Regions from separate parts of the Homo sapiens genome. Here region 1 is linked to region 2. A link is an interaction called in ENCODE POLR2A ChIA-PET data of the cell type or tissue named here. Cell type or tissue: B cell. All regions are shown on one strand.

The links. Peaks named below come from ENCODE experiments on the same cell type or tissue, not always from the same donor. Only the 100,000 strongest peaks of a DNase experiment are listed, where the experiment ranks them.
Region 1: POLR2A ChIA-PET joins it to region 2 with 18 read pairs; 3 of 35 experiments call an interaction of 5 or more read pairs at or near these places.

Annotation. Positions count from the first base shown.
Region 1 is chr19:49,136,232-49,144,231 of GRCh38, reverse strand. It overlaps PPFIA3 (PPFI scaffold protein A3), which reads right to left. Exons shown (of 30, transcript NM_003660.4): 15 at 7,321-7,508; 16 at 5,805-6,027; 17 at 4,401-4,564; 18 at 4,144-4,271; 19 at 2,719-2,812; 20 at 2,117-2,198; 21 at 1,228-1,428. Among named protein-coding and RNA genes, the nearest start is that of HRC, 15 kb to the left of the region's middle. RefSeq lists enhancers at 1,987-2,580, 6,904-7,410. In B cell, no CTCF peak of the experiment used is centred here; a DNase peak (open chromatin) is centred at 1,191; H3K4me3 peaks cover 496 bases; H3K27me3 peaks cover 2,249 bases.
Region 2 is chr19:49,051,772-49,059,771 of GRCh38, reverse strand. CGB7 (chorionic gonadotropin subunit beta 7) reads left to right here and starts at 2,023. Exons shown (of 5, transcript NM_001385261.1): 1 at 2,023-2,310; 2 at 2,524-2,651; 3 at 3,177-4,411; 4 at 4,764-4,931; 5 at 5,167-5,498. The coding sequence starts at 4,397. The coding sequence ends at 5,481. It also overlaps the pseudogene LOC124904739 and a transcript of NTF4 not described here. RefSeq lists enhancers at 2,743-3,595, 3,596-4,449, 5,124-5,674. In B cell, CTCF peaks have their summits at 3,334 and 3,536; DNase peaks (open chromatin) are centred at 1,951, 2,856 and 3,441; H3K4me3 peaks cover 2,245 bases; H3K27me3 peaks cover 4,298 bases.

The sequences.
Region 1 (8,000 bases), 84 kb before region 2:
CAAGACCAGCCTGGCCAAGATGGTGAAACCCCATCTCTACTAAGAATACAAAAATTAGCAGGGCGTGGTGGTGGGCGCCTATAATCCCAGCTACTCGGAAGGTTGAGGCAGAGGATTGGAATTGCTTGCACCCAGGAGGCAGAGGTTGCAGTGAGTCGAGGTCGCACCATTGCACTCCAGCCTTGGCGACAAAGCAAGACTCCCATCTCGAAAAAATAAAATAAAAATAAAAAATAAAATATTGTATAAAATTCTTTTTAGGCATGTGTATGAGATGCATATGAAACATAAATGAATTTCATGTTTAGGCTTGGCTCCCATCCCCAAGATATTTCATTTATATGCAAATATTCAAAAAAAACTTTTTAAAATCAGAAATTCTAAACACTTCTGGTCCCACGTATTTCAAGTAAGGGACACTCAACCTGTACTCCCCACTCCCCGCCTCCACCCCACACACACAACAGAGCAAGTACAGCAAAAGTTTGAGAATCGCTGAACTGGGTACACATGATTTTCTGTATGTTTGAAATGTCTCGTAATCAAAAGTTGGAACGAGGGCCAGGCGTAGGGGCTCACGCCTGTAATCTCAACACTTTGGGAGGCCGAGGCGGGCGGATCACCTGAGGTCGGGAGTTCAAGACCAGTCTGGCCAACGTGTCAAAACCCTGTCTCTACTAAAAATACAAAAATTAACTGGGCGTGGTGGCGGGCGCCTGTAATCCCAGCTACTCAGGAGGCTGAGACAGGAGAATGGCTTGAACCCGGGAGGCAGGGGTTGCAGTGAGCGGAGATAGCGCCATTGCACTCCAGCCTGGACAACAAGAGCGAAACTCTGTCTCCAAAAAAAAAGGAAAGAAAAGATAAAATAATTAGAAGGCAATAAATGCTATGGGGAAAATTAGAAGGTGCTGATATGCCGGAATGATGGGGAAACTCGTTTAGCTGACAAAGAAAGCTTCTTAGAGGTGGTGACATTTGAGTGGGACAGCAAATGCCGAGGAGAGGGAGAGAGTCAGGGAAGGAGGTGGCCTGGGCCCCTCCTGGAGTACCACAGGGACGGACCACAGGCCAAGTTAGGAGTGGAGGGGAGGCTGAGGGGGGTAAAAGCCAATGAGAAGCAGGGTCGTGGGACAGGGGAGTGAGCAGGCCCAGGATTGGCTAGACTGAGGGCAAGAGGCGGGGCTCTGAGGAAGCGAAGGCTGGAATTGGCCGCCGGACACTCACAGTGCGGGAGGAGGCGGGGGCTGAGGGCGAGGTGAGCGAGACCATCTCCTGGATGGCGAGGCGTAGCTTGAGTCGGTGCAGCGGGTTGCTGATGCCGATCTCGCGCTGGATCTCCGTGTCTGACAGGTTGGCCATGATGGCACCGCTCTTGACATTGGCCCGGCAGGCGGCCACATACCAGGCAGGCATGCCCACCCACAGCTGCAGCGGAGGGACAGAGGGACAGAGGGGACAGAGGGACAGAGGAGGAGAAAATCGGAGAGATGGGGGAACAGGGAGGTGGGGAAAGGCAAGGGGGTGGGGAGCGAAACAGAGACGTGGGAAAGTTCGCAAGGAGAAGAAACAGGACAAGGAAAAGAGACGTGGACGAGATGAGGGAGAGTCCGAGGGAGACAAATAGGGAGAGAAACGGGGGGCGGGGGGCGGGTGGGGGAAGAGGGAGAGGGAGAGAGAAAGAGAGAGAGAGAGAAAGAAATAGAGAGAGAGAAATAGAGGGTGGGGAGAGACAGGAAGCCGGAGACAGGGAGACATCGGCAGGGCGATCGGAGACATGAGGAGAAATATGGGGAATGACAAAAGCGTGGTCAGAGATGGGAATGGTGCCGAAAAATAGAGACAGAGAATCCAGAAAGAGAGAGTAGAGAGAACGACAGGAGACCATGACCCAGGTGGGCAAGGCCAGAGTGGCAGGGGCAGAAGGAGAAGGAGAAAGAAACTGTTTAGGTGAACAGGAAGCCCGAGCCCTCCTGGGTCCTCACCTGCCAGGCCCATGGCCACCCCCACCTCTGGGCTAGAAGCAGGGTGCGCCAGGAGGACCAGGCAGCCCCTACCAGTGGGGCTGTCAGAGGGGTTGGGGACCAACAGTCAGGGCATTTCTGGGCCCCAGTACCTCCAGCCAGGACACCACGGTGGGCCCGTCCCAGGCAGCAAAAGGTAGGCCCTGGCGGCAGGCCTCCTCCAGGAGTTCATGCCTGTAAGGGTGAAGGGGCCAGGATAGAAGCTGTCAGGGATGGAGACCCCCTGCTCTGTGGATGGCCCCCATCAGCACACATACACACACACACACATGCACATACGCACACGCAGCTTTTATGAATGTACAAAACACGGCAGAAGGTCAAAAAATACATGTGAATCTGTAAATCCTCTCCCCCCAACCCCTATCAAAAGAGAGAACAAAATAAGAAAAACAAAAGAAACAAAAAATATAATATAAATGTAAAAAATACAAAAAAAATTTTTAAAAAAAGAAAGAAAAAATAAAAACTCTAGGAGCTCCTGGGTTTCCAGGCAAGCAAGTTCAGGATCACGGACACCTCCTCCCAGCATTGAATTCCCATTTCTGTTCACCACCACCACCGCTGCACACACACACTCACACACCCTCTCACACACACACACACTCATACACACACATACACGCACACACACACCCTCACACACTCTCACATTCACATACACACACACACGCTCACACTCACACACACTCACTTCCTCTTGTTCCTTCGGTCCTTGTCTCCTGGGCCTGTCAGCTTGGCTAGCCCCAGAGGGTCAGTGGCCAGTGTCTCATCTGAGGGTGTTCCAGCTGGAGGCAGGGAGGGGTCGAAATTTGGAAAATCTCAAGGGGGAGGCAGAATCTTTCATGCTGGAGGTGATGAGGAAAATGCCGGAAAGGCAGAGGCCCTGAGGGAGTAGTGAGTGAGGGCACATCGAGGAAGTGATAAAGGCAGACAAGCGCCCATGAATTGGAGTCATCCCCAAAATACGGCTGGATGCACTGGGATGCCCTTGGTAAGGTGGCAGTTGTATGCTGGTAAATGCCTAACAACCGGCTCCTTGGGGAGGCAGAAGGGAATCCCTGATTTGTAGCATTTGCCCATTTCCATGGTGTAAATAATCCCACCATGGCCAATTTCAAGCTACCAGTGTGATGTCAGCCAATTCCTGAAATAGCGGATCTCCTGAGCCAGTGCCAGCGGGCTCCAGCACACCACAGGAAGGTGCCCTGCTTTGAGGATGCCCCACCCTCTTCCTCTGTTTAAAAAATAGGTGGCTGGGCACGGTGGCTCACACCTGTAATCCCAGCACTTTGGGAGGCTGAGGCAGGCAGATCACAAGGTCAGGAGATCAAGACCATCCTGGCTAACACGGTGAAACCCCATCTCTACTGAAAATACAAAAAGTTAGCCGGGCGTGGTGGTGGGCGCCTGTAGTCCCAGCTACTGGGGAGGCTGAGGCAGGAGAATGGCATGAACCTGGGAGGCGGAGCTTGCAGTGAGCCGAGATAGCACCACTGCACTCCAGCCTGGGCGACAGAGCAAGACTCCGTCTCCAAACAAAAAAAAAAAAAAAAAAAAAAAAAAAAGGTAAATGAGTCTGTAATCCCAGCACTTTGGGAGGCCGAGGTGGGTGGATCATCTGAGGTCAGGAGTTCAAGACCAGCCTGGCCAACATGAGGAAACCCTATCTCTACTAAAAATACAAAAAAATTAGCCAGGCATAGTGGCGGGCGCCTATAGTCCCAGCTGCTCAAGAGGCCGAGGCAGGAGAATCGCTTGAACCCAGGAGGTAGAGGTTCCAGTGAGCCAAGATCGTTGCCACTGCACTCCAGCCTGGGTGACAGAGTGAAACTCCATCTCAAAACAACAACAACAAAAACCAAAAAACAACAAAAAAATAAGTAAAGGAAATAAATTCCTTTACCTACCCAGTCACCCAAGCAGGTCCCAGAGTGCCCTTTCCTTTTCCCTCCTCCTCCCGCCTACCTTGGCAAGCTGTGTTCCTTCCAAATTCTAAATAAATCACCAAATGAATGAAGACATGAATGGATGTCAAATGAACATACAAAGAAGAAAGAAAGGGAGGGAGGAAGGGAGGAAGGAACAAAGGAGGGAAGGGTTAGAGTGAGGTACTCACCCAGAGAAGAGCTGTCCCGGCCTGGGGGTCCCATTCGTCCCTTCTCTTTCTTGCCAAAGAGACGGCCTATGGATGACTTGATGCTCTTCTTCTTGGGGGCTTTGTGCAGAGAATCTGGGGTGCCCTCACTGGGAAAGCAGGAGAGAATGAGAGCATATGCTTGCTGAGATGCCCCCTCTCCTCCCAAGTCCTTGTCCACCCCCTTCTCATCTTCCCAAGCCAGCTTCTCCCTGTCCCTATCCCTTGTCCCTGCTGACCTTCCCCGTGGGGGTCCCCCATCTTCCAGGGACCCCGCCTGCAGTGCCAAGGCCTGGGTCATTCTCTCAAGACGGGCAGAGCGGGGAGTGGGTGGTGGGGTGTCTCCTGGGATGGCCGGCCCCTCCCCTCGTGGAGCTCCAGCTTCCTCCTTAGGGACATGATTCTGAGGACAGAGGGCACAGATGCTGGATTGAGTTCAAAGAGTCATGTCGGGGGCTCCTTATTAACTGAGATGTCTACTAAGGTGTGTGTGGGGTGACCCTGGTTTAGAACACAGTATACGAAGGTAGTCTAGCTCAAGTCAGGGTGAGTTGCAGAAACTTTTTTTTTTTTTTTTTTTTGAGATGGAGTTTCACTCTTGTGGCCCAGGCTGGAGTGCAATGGCACAATCTCGGCTCACTGCAACCTCTGCCTCCCAGGTTCAAGAGATTCTCCTGCCTCAGCCTCCCAAGTAGCTGAGATTAAAGGCATGTGCCACCATGCCCGGGTAATTTTTTTTTTTTTTTTGAGACAGAGTCTAGCTCTGTCGCCAGGCTGGAGTGCAGTGGCATGATCTCAGCTCACTGCAACCTCTGCCTCCCGGGTTTAAGTGATTCTTTAGCCTCAGCCTCCCAAGAAGCTGGGACTACAGGCCCACACCACCATACACGGATAATTTTGTATTTTTAGTAGAGATGGGGTTTCACCATGTTGGTCAGGCCTCAAAGAAAGCTAATGAGTTACAGGTTCTGGAAGCAGGAAAGCTGAATTTAAGGGAGTAAAATAGGGCCAATATCTCTTTGTCTCCCTCAAAGGTCAATTCTGAGGATCTAATTTGTAGTTCTCCAATGCATGTTGTCACAGAAACTTTTTTTTTTTTTGAGACACAGTTTCACTCTGTCTCCCAGGTTGGAGTGCAGTGGCACAATTTCAACTCACTGCAAACTCTGCCTCTTGGGTTCAATTGATTCTCCTGCATCAGCCTCCCGAGTAACTGGAATTACAGGCACGTGCCACCAGGCCAGGCTAATTTTTGTATTTTTAGTAGAGGTGGGGGTTTCACCATGTTGGCCAGGTGGGTCTCGAACTCCTGACCTCAAGTGATCTGCCCACCTTGGCCTCCCGAAGTGCTGGGATTACAGGCGTGAGCCACCGCACCCAGCCAGAAACTTTTTAAAATCCTATGCAGAAACTTGACGCATGAGAAATAAAAGTAGACCAGATCTGACTAAAGTGAAAGTTAGGGTTCAAGATCCCAGTGACTCAGCCTCCCCTTTGCCCTTTGAGTTTGAACCTTTAGGGAAAGCTGAGGTTGCTTTGGAAAACCACTGGTGTGAGGGGTTATTGTTGCTGTACACTGGGGAGCCCTGCCTCTGACCTCTCCCCATCCCCCTACTAGGCTGGGGAGACTTCAGAGCACTCACAGCCTTGTCGGTGCCCTCACGGGCAGGGCTAGGGGGTGCCAGGCGGGGTGTTGAGTGGCCAGAGCTGGGAGGGGAGGGGCTGGCAAGGGTAGAGGTGGTGAGGGAGGGGGGCAGGGAGCAGCTGCTGCGGTAGCGGCCCAACGAGTCCAAGCCAGAGCTGGACACCCGACTCTCCAGCTCCTCTGCCCTCTGTTCTGTTGTCTCCTTCTCCTCTTGGATCAGCCTGAGGAGGGAAATAGGGGAAACTGGGTGAGGGGCCGCAGCAGACAGCGGGAGAGGGAATCTGGGAGCACAATGGGCCAGAAAGGCCTGGTGGGGCAATGGGAATTCTGGGGACGGTGCAATGACGTCAGAGGACTTTGGTGGGTTTCTGAAGGCCTTCCAGGCTCAAGGAGAGTCAAGGGGTCCTGAGAGTCTCAGGAAGTCATTGCAGGATTAGGGCTATCAAGGTGATTGGGGTTTGTATCAGGGTGGCCCTGATGATAGTCAAGGGGTTTGGAAAATCATGAAGGGATTACTATGGACAAAAGGTCAAGTTCAAGGTGGCCTGTAAGAGCAAGGTCATAATAGGAGCATTGTGAGATCAGGGACTCAGGCCAATCTAGGATCTGGGAAGGGCATGGACTCATTTGGTATGGAAAGTGGTGGTCATGGTATATTTGCCGAAGGCTCATGGGGAGTACATTATAAGAGAATTGCTGAATATGGCCATTGCTGGTGAATCAGGGTAGACTTTACATCACTGGGGGCTTCTTAATAAGTTGGGGACTTTTTTTTTTTTTTTTTTTTTTTTTTTTTTGACACGGAGTCTCGCTCTGTAGCCCAGGCTGGAGTGCATGGCACTATCTCGGCTCACTGCAAGCTCCGCCTCCCGGGTTCATGCCATTCTCCTGCCTCAGCCTCCTGAGTAGCTGGGACTACGGGCGCCTGCCACCATGCCTGGCTAATTTTTTGCATTTTTAGTAGAGACAGGTTTTCACCATGTTAGCCAGGATGGTCTCTATCTCCTGACCTCATGACCTCATGATCCGCTGGCCTCAGCCTCCCAAAGTGCTGGGATTACAGGCGTGAGCCACTGTGCCCAGCCTGGAGTTGAAGTTTTTGATTAGCATGTTAGGATGAGATTCTTGGTGTTTGAGGTTGGGAACCTTGTGTTGTCTTGAGATTCCTAGGGTAGTGGGAGACTCTGGGCACTGGTTATGTGAAACCACAAAATCGATGGCGTAATGGAAGATTCTTGATGCATCAAGAGGAACTGGGCTATTTGGGGATGCAGGCTTTGGTGTGTTGGGGAATGGTGAGTACTGGCTGGGGGGTATATGTGTAGGTAGCACATAGAAGACTTCTGAGTGTATCCTAGGGGATGCCTGGACAGCGGAGTGAGTGTTGGGCTGGAAGAATTCCTTGTGGATGGTGTAAGAGGAGACGGACTCAGGCTTTCAGGCCTCCAGAGCCAGAAGGGCTGTGGAGTCAGCTCCGGCAGGGCAGGGCAGGCCGGGGCGGGGCCAGGGCTCACTTGATCTCCTTGTTGATGGCCTCCAGCTGCTCCTGAAGCATGATGGCCAGCGTCTGCACGTCAGCCTGCCCACTGGGGGACAGCAGCTCGGCCCCAAACATCCCCTCTGCCTCCTCCTCATCGGAGCCGTCCAGTTCCCCAGGGAATGGGGGTGGTATGGAGCCCGCAGGGGCAGACCGCTCCCAATCCTATCCCTGTGTGGGGACAGAGGGACATTAGGTGGCTGGGGGCCGAGGTTGGCGCTGGGTCTTGGCTCATGATCCTGACTTGCCCGACCTCACTGATGCTTTTCCCAGCCCAGCTTTATTTTTTTTATTTTATTTATTTTTTCTTGAGACAGAGTCTCATTCTGTCGCCCAGGCTGGAGTGCAGTGGCGCAATCTCGGGTTACGCCTCCCAGGTTCGAACGATTCTTCTGCCTCAGTCTCCTGAGTAGCTGGGATTACAGGCGCCCGCTACCACGCCCGGCTAATTTTTGCATTTTTAGTAGCGATGCCATTTTGGCAAGGCTGCTGTCGAACTCCTGACCTCAAGTGATCTGCCTGCCTCGGCGCCAGCAAGTGTTGGGATTACAGGCATGGGCCACCCTGCCCGGCCTCCAACTTCCTCTCTTGACAGGTCCCTGTTCTTGATCCCTCCCCAAATCCTCTCCAAGCCACGCCCACACCCATGACTCCACC
Region 2 (8,000 bases):
CCGGTGATCAAAAGCTGTTTATAGTGAAGAAGTGACAAGGGAAGCCAGGGACAGACCACAGGCCTTCACAATAGCCCTTCACATGTTACCCATCGCCCCACCAACTCTCTCTCTCTCTCTCAGGTCCAGCTTTGAGCAAAGGACATAGGCAACTTCTCCCCGCATCTATACAGACCAGGCCCCTGGGCAGGGTGGGGCGTGGCTGCCTCAGTTTCTACGTCTCCTTGTTTTCCATCTGTGACTTTGGTCGTTTTTGCCACCTTCATCTCTGTCTCTAACTTCCAGTGTCTGTCGCCTCTGGGTAGTACTAATAGCTCCCTTTCCATCGTGGTCTCTTTCTTCCTCCCTGTCTCTCCCCTTTCTTGTTGTATTTATTCCTCACTCATCAAAGCCCATCTTTTTCGCTATGGTCCGGTGCACTTCTCTCTAGATCCCTTTCTCTTTCCCCACCCAGCCTACCCAGGTGGAAGTTTTCAACCAAATCAAAGGCAGGCAGGACAGCTGACACCAGCGCTGACTCCTTCAGCACGTGCGGGAAGGGTTGGGGAGCCCCGGGGACATCTGGAAATCGTTACCCCGAGGTGGGCAGGCCTGGCAGAGGGAGGAAGCAGCCAGGAGGTTCTGGACCCTGGAGCAAAGGGGGGTGTTTCTCATGGATGTCCTGAGGTGCTGGGGGCAGTGCAGGGGTCTCTGTCTGTATCTCTGACACCCCCAGGTCTCTGTCCTTCTTTCTGTGTCTCTGTCTCCCCCACCCCCTGGGTCTCTGAAATCCTGAACTTCTCCATCCCCTTCTGTCCGCCTCTTTCTGACTCTCCATCCCCCACTCCGTGTTTCTCTGTGCCCCTCTTGGAGTCCCTGTCTCTCTGTCTCTGGGTCTCTTAATCACTCCATCCATCCATGTGCCTGCAGGCCTTTCATTGGCTGGATTGGGGTGGGCGGGTTCTGTCACCTGGGGCAACAGCAACAAACCAGCTCCTGCTTGGCTACAGGGAGGGGGTGGAACCATGGCCAGTGGCACCCTGGCTGTGCGCTGTGGCCCCCCGTGGTCTTTCATCTCTGCAACCGAGATGCCTGAATCCTGGCCCAACTGGCATCTCACCAGCAGCTACGTTACCCATGGCATTATCCCACCCGTACCCTTCCCCCCGCCCACGGTGCAGGTGGGCAGACCCTAGGCTGAAGCCCTGCGGGGCCTGGGGACCCAGAAAGATGGGGGCTGAGAAAAGGGGATTGGGAGCTTGGACTCCTCTCTGAAGGAGGAGGGTCCTGGAGTCCTGGGTCTGAGAGAGGAGGCGCCAGGGAATTTGGATGCCAGGGACTGCAGAGGAAAGGGCTGGGGGCCGACTGGAAGAGGTCAGAGTTTGGGGTGGGGGGTGATAGGGACTCCTGAGTCTTTCTAGCTGATGTGCGGCGCCTTCTCTCCAGTCCACGGTCGCGGACCCTCTACCTCCGACTGCAAAGCAGGATTCTCGCATCTGGGCTTTCGACGAGGTCCTCAGCAGATGGGAGACAACCTCTGGCTCGGCCTACGTGCCCAAGACCCATGGCGGGCCCTGCGCCCAGCCCAGAGCCCCAGAGCCTGCAGACCCCACGCGGACTGTGGGGATCAAGGATTCAGGAGAAAAGGTAAGATTTGGGGAGCGCCGGAGTCTGCGGGGGACTGCATTTGAGTCCCCTGCTCCTTCACATGAGTCTCTGGGTTGCCTTTCCGCAGCTCAGACACCGCAGCTGAACCCTCCTACTGACCACAAAGTACCAGAGCAGCGAGACGAGGGCGCAGTACACTTGCTCTCCCGGCCCGGACGCGCGCGCCCCCAAATACGTCGGGCCCCAGCCCCTCACAACTCTCGGACCACCACCGCGGGGGGCCTTCCCAGGTGTCTGGGTGGAAGCCGGCGCTGGCGAGACCAGCGGAGCTCCGGGAGCCTGGGGCGGGGCCAGAAGGAAATCACAGCTTTGGGGCGTGGCTAAAGGATCTGGGGCGGGATCGGGAGGTTAGAGGAGCGGGAGGAAGGGCTGGGCATCCACGCCAGGCCAGAAGGACCAGGGGCTGGAAACTCGCCTTCAGGGCTCCTAAGCTGCTGCGGAGCTAGACGGCGGGCTGTGGGTGGGGAGGAGACTAGAATATTCTGAGACGTGGTAGGGTGGGAGTTAGGAGAGGTAACCTGGAGTTGTTGCCCAAGATGCAGCTCAGCTCCAGTGGCCACACCAAGAAGGCTTGAGACCGGGGGCAGAACCAGGGGGATTTTGTGGTGGCTGGGGGCCTGCATTTGAGTTCCTTGACCAGCAGGAGGGCTTGGATTTAGGGAGGTGAGGCTGGGAAGGGTTCGGGTATGAGAAAGGAAGCTGAAGTTCCCTGGCGTGGGTGGCAGGAAGGGCTCTGACCCTGGGGCGGGGTGTGAGGGCCGTGGCCGTCATGGCTGTCGAGGCCGAAGGAGAGGGATTCTGAACTCGGGACCCAGGACTTGGGATGGGGTATGAAATCTATGTCTTGGGTATGCCTCCTCCCCCAATCTTGCTCAGGCTCTAATCGCCTGCACGAAGAACCCCGCGCTGTCTGGCCCACCCTTCACAGTATCCGACCGGGGCGTCCTGAACCGCCGCCAGCTCTATCTGACCACCTCGGCGCGGGACTTTCGGTTCTATCCCAAGTAAGCCGGGCTCTCGCTCGGCACCGCCTCCTGCACAGCCCCCGCCATGGCCGGTGCACGCCGAGCCCCTGGGCTGGCTCCCATTCCCTGACCGGTGGTCTCAGTCTCGACTCCTATAGCAGCAACAACCACAGTTCAGACCCCAGCCCCTCCCTCTTTTAGCACCCAGGAGTCCTTAGTGTCACCTCCAGGAACCGCGGTAGGGACAGGAAGCCTGCACAGCGGCTCGAGGGGATTCTGGATCTGAGGGCAGGGCCTCCTTCGGTACTTGAGCCCCCACATGCTCCTTCGCAAGGAAGCGAAAGCCCCCGTTTCCTTCCCTAGGATGCGAAAGCTCAGCTTCCAGGACGTTAAGTACCTCGAGGACCCAGGAACGCAGGCAACGCGTGCCCGGTCGCGTCCTTCCTAAGGGGTGCTCGCCTGGAAATGCAGGAGTTTGAATGTGCAGACTCCTTAGATCCCGAGGTCTGAAACTCGTCCCCAAGGATCCAGCTGTATCCTCACCATCCCGCCCTGCTCCCACAGGACGGAGCCGTCCGGATACCCCCGCAAGGACTACCTGACCTACTGGAGCTTAGAAGAGACGCCCCAACTCTGGAGTCACGACCCGCAGCGGCAGCCCTGTCTCTGCTCTTCCAGGCCGCCTCGAGCGCCGCACGGCGGGCCATGTCTCCGGCTCAGGAAACCTACAGCTCCTCGCCGCACCCGCTCCGCCGGCTCGACCGCTTCCGCCCGCTGGAGGCGACTTGGGGTGGCCCCCACTGGAAGCCCCTGCCGGGCATACACAGCGTCCCGAAAGCCTACAGCACCGAGAACTCCCGCTCAGGCCGCTGTAAGCCGGGGCTAGTGGGAGCCTGCCGGGCCAGCCCCACCCCAGACACGCCCCCTGGCGTGGGGGCGGAGCAGAGCTCTGGGCAGCCGCTCACTACGCGGTGTCGGACCTAGGTGGGCTCGCACTCATTAAGTCTATCCGCAGTGTGGGGACAGGACTAGCCCAGACACGCCCACTCAGCTGCGGCTGGATCGCGGGGAAGGGACTAAGTCCAGACAATGTCCTCCGAGGCTGCGGCCCCGCGGGCAGGACACACCTCCTGCGGGCCTATTCAATAATCAGTTAAATCACCTGAAGCACACGCATTTCCGGGGACCGCTCCGGGCATCCTGGCTTGAGGGTAGGGTGGGCGGAGGTTCCTAAGGGAGAGGTGGGGCTCGGGCTGAATCCCTCGTTGGGGGGCATCTGGGTCAAGTGGCTTCCCTGGCAGCACAGTCACGGGGAGACCCTCTCTCACTGGGCAGAAGCTAAGTCCGAAGCCGCGCCCCTCCTGTTAGGTTGGACTGTGGTGCAGGAATGGCTCAAGTAGAGGAGGGTTGAGGCTTCAGTCCAGCACCTTTCTCGGGTCACGGCCTCCTCCTGGTTCCCAAGACCCCACCATAGGCAGAGGCAGGCCTTCCTACACCCTACTCTCTGTGCCTCCAGCCTCGACTAGTCCCTAGCACTCGACGACTGAGTCTCAGAGGTCACTTCACCGTGGTCTCCGCCTCATCCTTGGCGCTAGACCACTGAGGGGAGAGGACTGGGGTGCTCCGCTGAGCCACTCCTGTGCCTCCCTGGCCTTGTCTACTTCTCGCCCCCCGAAGGGTTAGTGTCCAGCTCACTCCAGCATCCTACAACCTCCTGGTGGCCTTGACGCCCCCACAAACCCGAGGTATAAAGCCAGGTACACCAGGCAGGGGACGCACCAAGGATGGAGATGTTCCAGGTAAGACTGCAGGGCCCCTGGGCACCTTCCACCTCCTTCCAGGCCATCACTGGCATGAGAAGGGGCAGACCAGTGTGAGCTGTGGAAGGACGCCTCTTTCTGGAGGAGCGTGACCCCCAATAAGCTTCACGTGGGGCAGTTCCTGAGGGTGGGGATCTGAAATGTTGGGGCATCTCAGGTCCCTCGGGCTGTGGGGTGGGCTCTGAAAGGCAGGTGTCCGGGTGGTGGGTCCTGAATAGGAGATGCCGGGAAGGGTCTCTGGGTCTTTGTGGGTGGTGTACCCTGGGGGATGGGAAGGCCAGGGCTCAGGGCTGTGGTCTCAGGCCCGGGTGAAGCAGTGTCCTTGTCCCAGGGGCTGCTGCTGTTGCTGCTGCTGAGCATGGGCGGGACATGGGCATCCAGGGAGATGCTTCGGCCACGGTGCCGCCCCATCAATGCCACCCTGGCTGTGGAGAAGGAGGGCTGCCCCGTGTGCATCACCGTCAACACCACCATCTGTGCCGGCTACTGCCCCACCATGGTGAGCTGCCCGGGGCCCGGGCAGGTGCTGCCACCTCAGGGCCAGACCCACAGAGGCAGCGGGGGAGGAAGGGTGGTCTGCCTCTCTGGTCAGGGGCTGCGGAATGGGGTGTGGGAGGGCAGGAACAGAGGGCTTCCTGGACCCCTGAGTCTGAGACCTGTGGGGGCAGCTGGGGAGCTCAGCTGAGGCGCTGGCCCCAGGCACATGCTCATTCTCCCACTCACACGGCTTCCAGACCCGCGTGCTGCAGGGGGTCCTGCCGGCCCTGCCTCAGGTGGTGTGCAACTACCGCGATGTGCGCTTCGAGTCCATCCGGCTCCCTGGCTGCCCGCGCGGCGTGAACCCCGTGGTCTCCTACGCCGTGGCTCTCAGCTGTCAATGTGCACTCTGCCGCCGCAGCACCACTGACTGCGGGGGTCCCAAGGACCACCCCTTGACCTGTGATGACCCCCGCTTCCAGGCCTCCTCTTCCTCAAAGGCCCCTCCCCCCAGCCTTCCAAGTCCATCCCGACTCCCGGGGCCCTCAGACACCCCGATCCTCCCACAATAAAGGCTTCTCAATCCGCACTCTGGCGGTGTCTTTCTGTGGGCTCAGGGCAACCACACACACACAGGGTGGGTCCAGCTTCCAAACCATTTTATACAAAGTCACAGTATCAGAACTCTGGTAGAAAACAGGGTGGACGGCGGGGCGCGGTGGCTCACGCCTGTAATCCCACCACTTTGGGAGGCCGAGGCAGGCTGATCATGAGGTCAGGAGATCGAGACCATCCTGGCTAACACGGTGAAACCCCATCTCTACTAAAAATACGAAAACTTATCCCGGCTTGGTGGTGGGCGCTTGCAGTCCAAGCTACTTGGGAGGCTGTGGCAGGAGAATGGAGTGAACCTGGGAGGGGGAGCTTGCAGTGAGCCGAGATCACACCACTGCACTCCAGCCTGCATGACGGAGCGAGACTCCATCTCAAAAAAAAAAAAAAAGAAAGAAAGAAAGAAGGAAAGAAAGAAAAAGAAAAGAGAGTGAAGATGGGGGACGACATCCAGCTCAGGAGGTGTCCATGGTCTGGCCTTCTGTGGGGAGAAGGAAGGCCACATGATTGGTGTGGCCCAGGGGGCAGGGCCTCAGCCTCCTAAGCCGAGCTCCGTCTTCCTCCCTCTGACGTTGGCACTGGCAGTGCAGGTGTGGGGGGGGAGCGGCTTGGGGACTTGAATGGGATGAAGGGGCCGAGGGGGATGTCATCTCTTCCATTCTCCTTCATCCACTGCCTCTCCCTTCCCCTCCTCCCCCCTCCCCTCCGTCCATCTGCCTCCCATCCCAGCCAGGAGCCATCACCTAAGTAGAAAAGGGGCCTCTGGAAAGGGGGCGGGGCCTTGACTCTTGGGTACCCTGCACTTGAAGAGGAACTCTGGGAGGGGGTTGTTCAGGGATTTGGCCCCTTCCCCATCTGGCTGTATAACCTTCCTGTGCTTTTCTTCCCCTAGCCGGTTACCCCTCCCTCTCCTGAGATGTCAGGAAAGAGGGGGCCACCTGCGTCCTCCACAGTGGTCCCCGAAGCCTGGGGTTCCCAGCCCCAGAGCTCCGAGGTGGAAGAGTTGCTACAGCTCTGGTGACCACTGGTTGTTTCCCAGTCTTCTCCACGCCAACCTTTCCCAGAACCACAGGCTTCCAGAATGTTGTAGGGAAACTGCAAAATCCGCGCCTCCACCAGCCTCTCCCAGCGCCAGGTCAATTTCACACACAGGGAAACTGAAGCCTGCCTCAGAGGGGCAGCGTTTTACCTCCTTAGTGGCAGTTTTGAGGTGAATCAGGGTCTCCCTAGGATTCCAGGTTGTGGACTTTCTCTAAATTGTGGAATGTGGCCAGGCATGGTGGCTTGAGTCTGTAGTCCCAGCTACTCAGGAGCCACAGCAGGAGGATGGCTTGAGCCCAGGAGTTCAAGTGCAGTGGGGAAACATAGGGAGACCTCGTCTTAAAGCAATTTGTTTGGGGCCAGGCGTGGTGTCTCAGGCCTATAATCCCAGCACTCTGGGAGGCCAGGGCAGGAGTATCACTGGAGGTTGGGAGTTTGAGAACAGTCTGGCCAATGTCGTGAAACCGCATCTCTACTAAAAATACAAAAATTAGCTGGGCACGGTGGCAGGTGCTTTTAATTCCAGTTACTCAGAAGGCTGAGGCAGGAGAATCGCTTGAAACCAGGAGACAGGCGTTACAGTGAGCCGGGATTGTGCCACTGTACTCCAGCCTGGCCAGACAGAGTGAGACTCTGTTTCAAAAAAAAAAAAAAAAACAACAAAACAAAACAAACAAAAAAAAATTGGGCCGGGCGCAGTGGCTCATGCCTGTTATCCCAGCACTTTGGGAGGCCGAGGTGGGCAGATCACAAGGTCAGCAGATCAAGACCATCCTGGCTAACACGGGGAAACCCCGTCTCTACTAAAAAATACAATAAATTAGCCAGACGTGGTGGCAGGCCCCTGCAGTCCCAGCTACTCGGGAGGCTAAGGCAGGAGAATGGCTTGAACCCGGGAGGCAGAGCTTGCAGTGAGCCGAGATCGAGCCACTGCAGTCCAGTCTGGGTGAGAGAGTGAGACTCCATCTCAAAAAAAAAAAAAAAAAATTGGTTGGAACATCCTCCAAGATGCAAGACTCTCGGTTCCTCAGAGTTCTACGGGAAGGATGGCAGAATGCAGTTGCCCAGAGGTGAAGTCCCATCTCTGTCATTTGCTGCCTATGTGACCAGGCAAAAAGCATTAATTTCTCTGAGCCTGTATTTTACCCTCTGTTGCTATTGAGTAATTGTAGTTGGCTATTTTCTATTTTTATTTTTATTTCATCTTTTTTTTTTTTTTTTTTTTTGAGACGGAGTCTCGCCCTGTCACCCAGTCTGGAGTGCAGTGGCGCGCTCTTGGCTCACTGCACCTATGCTTCCCGGGTTCAAGCAATTCACCTGCCTCAGACTCCCGAGTAGCTGGGACTACAGGTGTGCACCACCACACCCAGCTAATTTTTGTAATTTTTTTAGTAGACACAGCGTTTCGCCACGTTGGCCAGGCTAGTCCCAAAGTCCT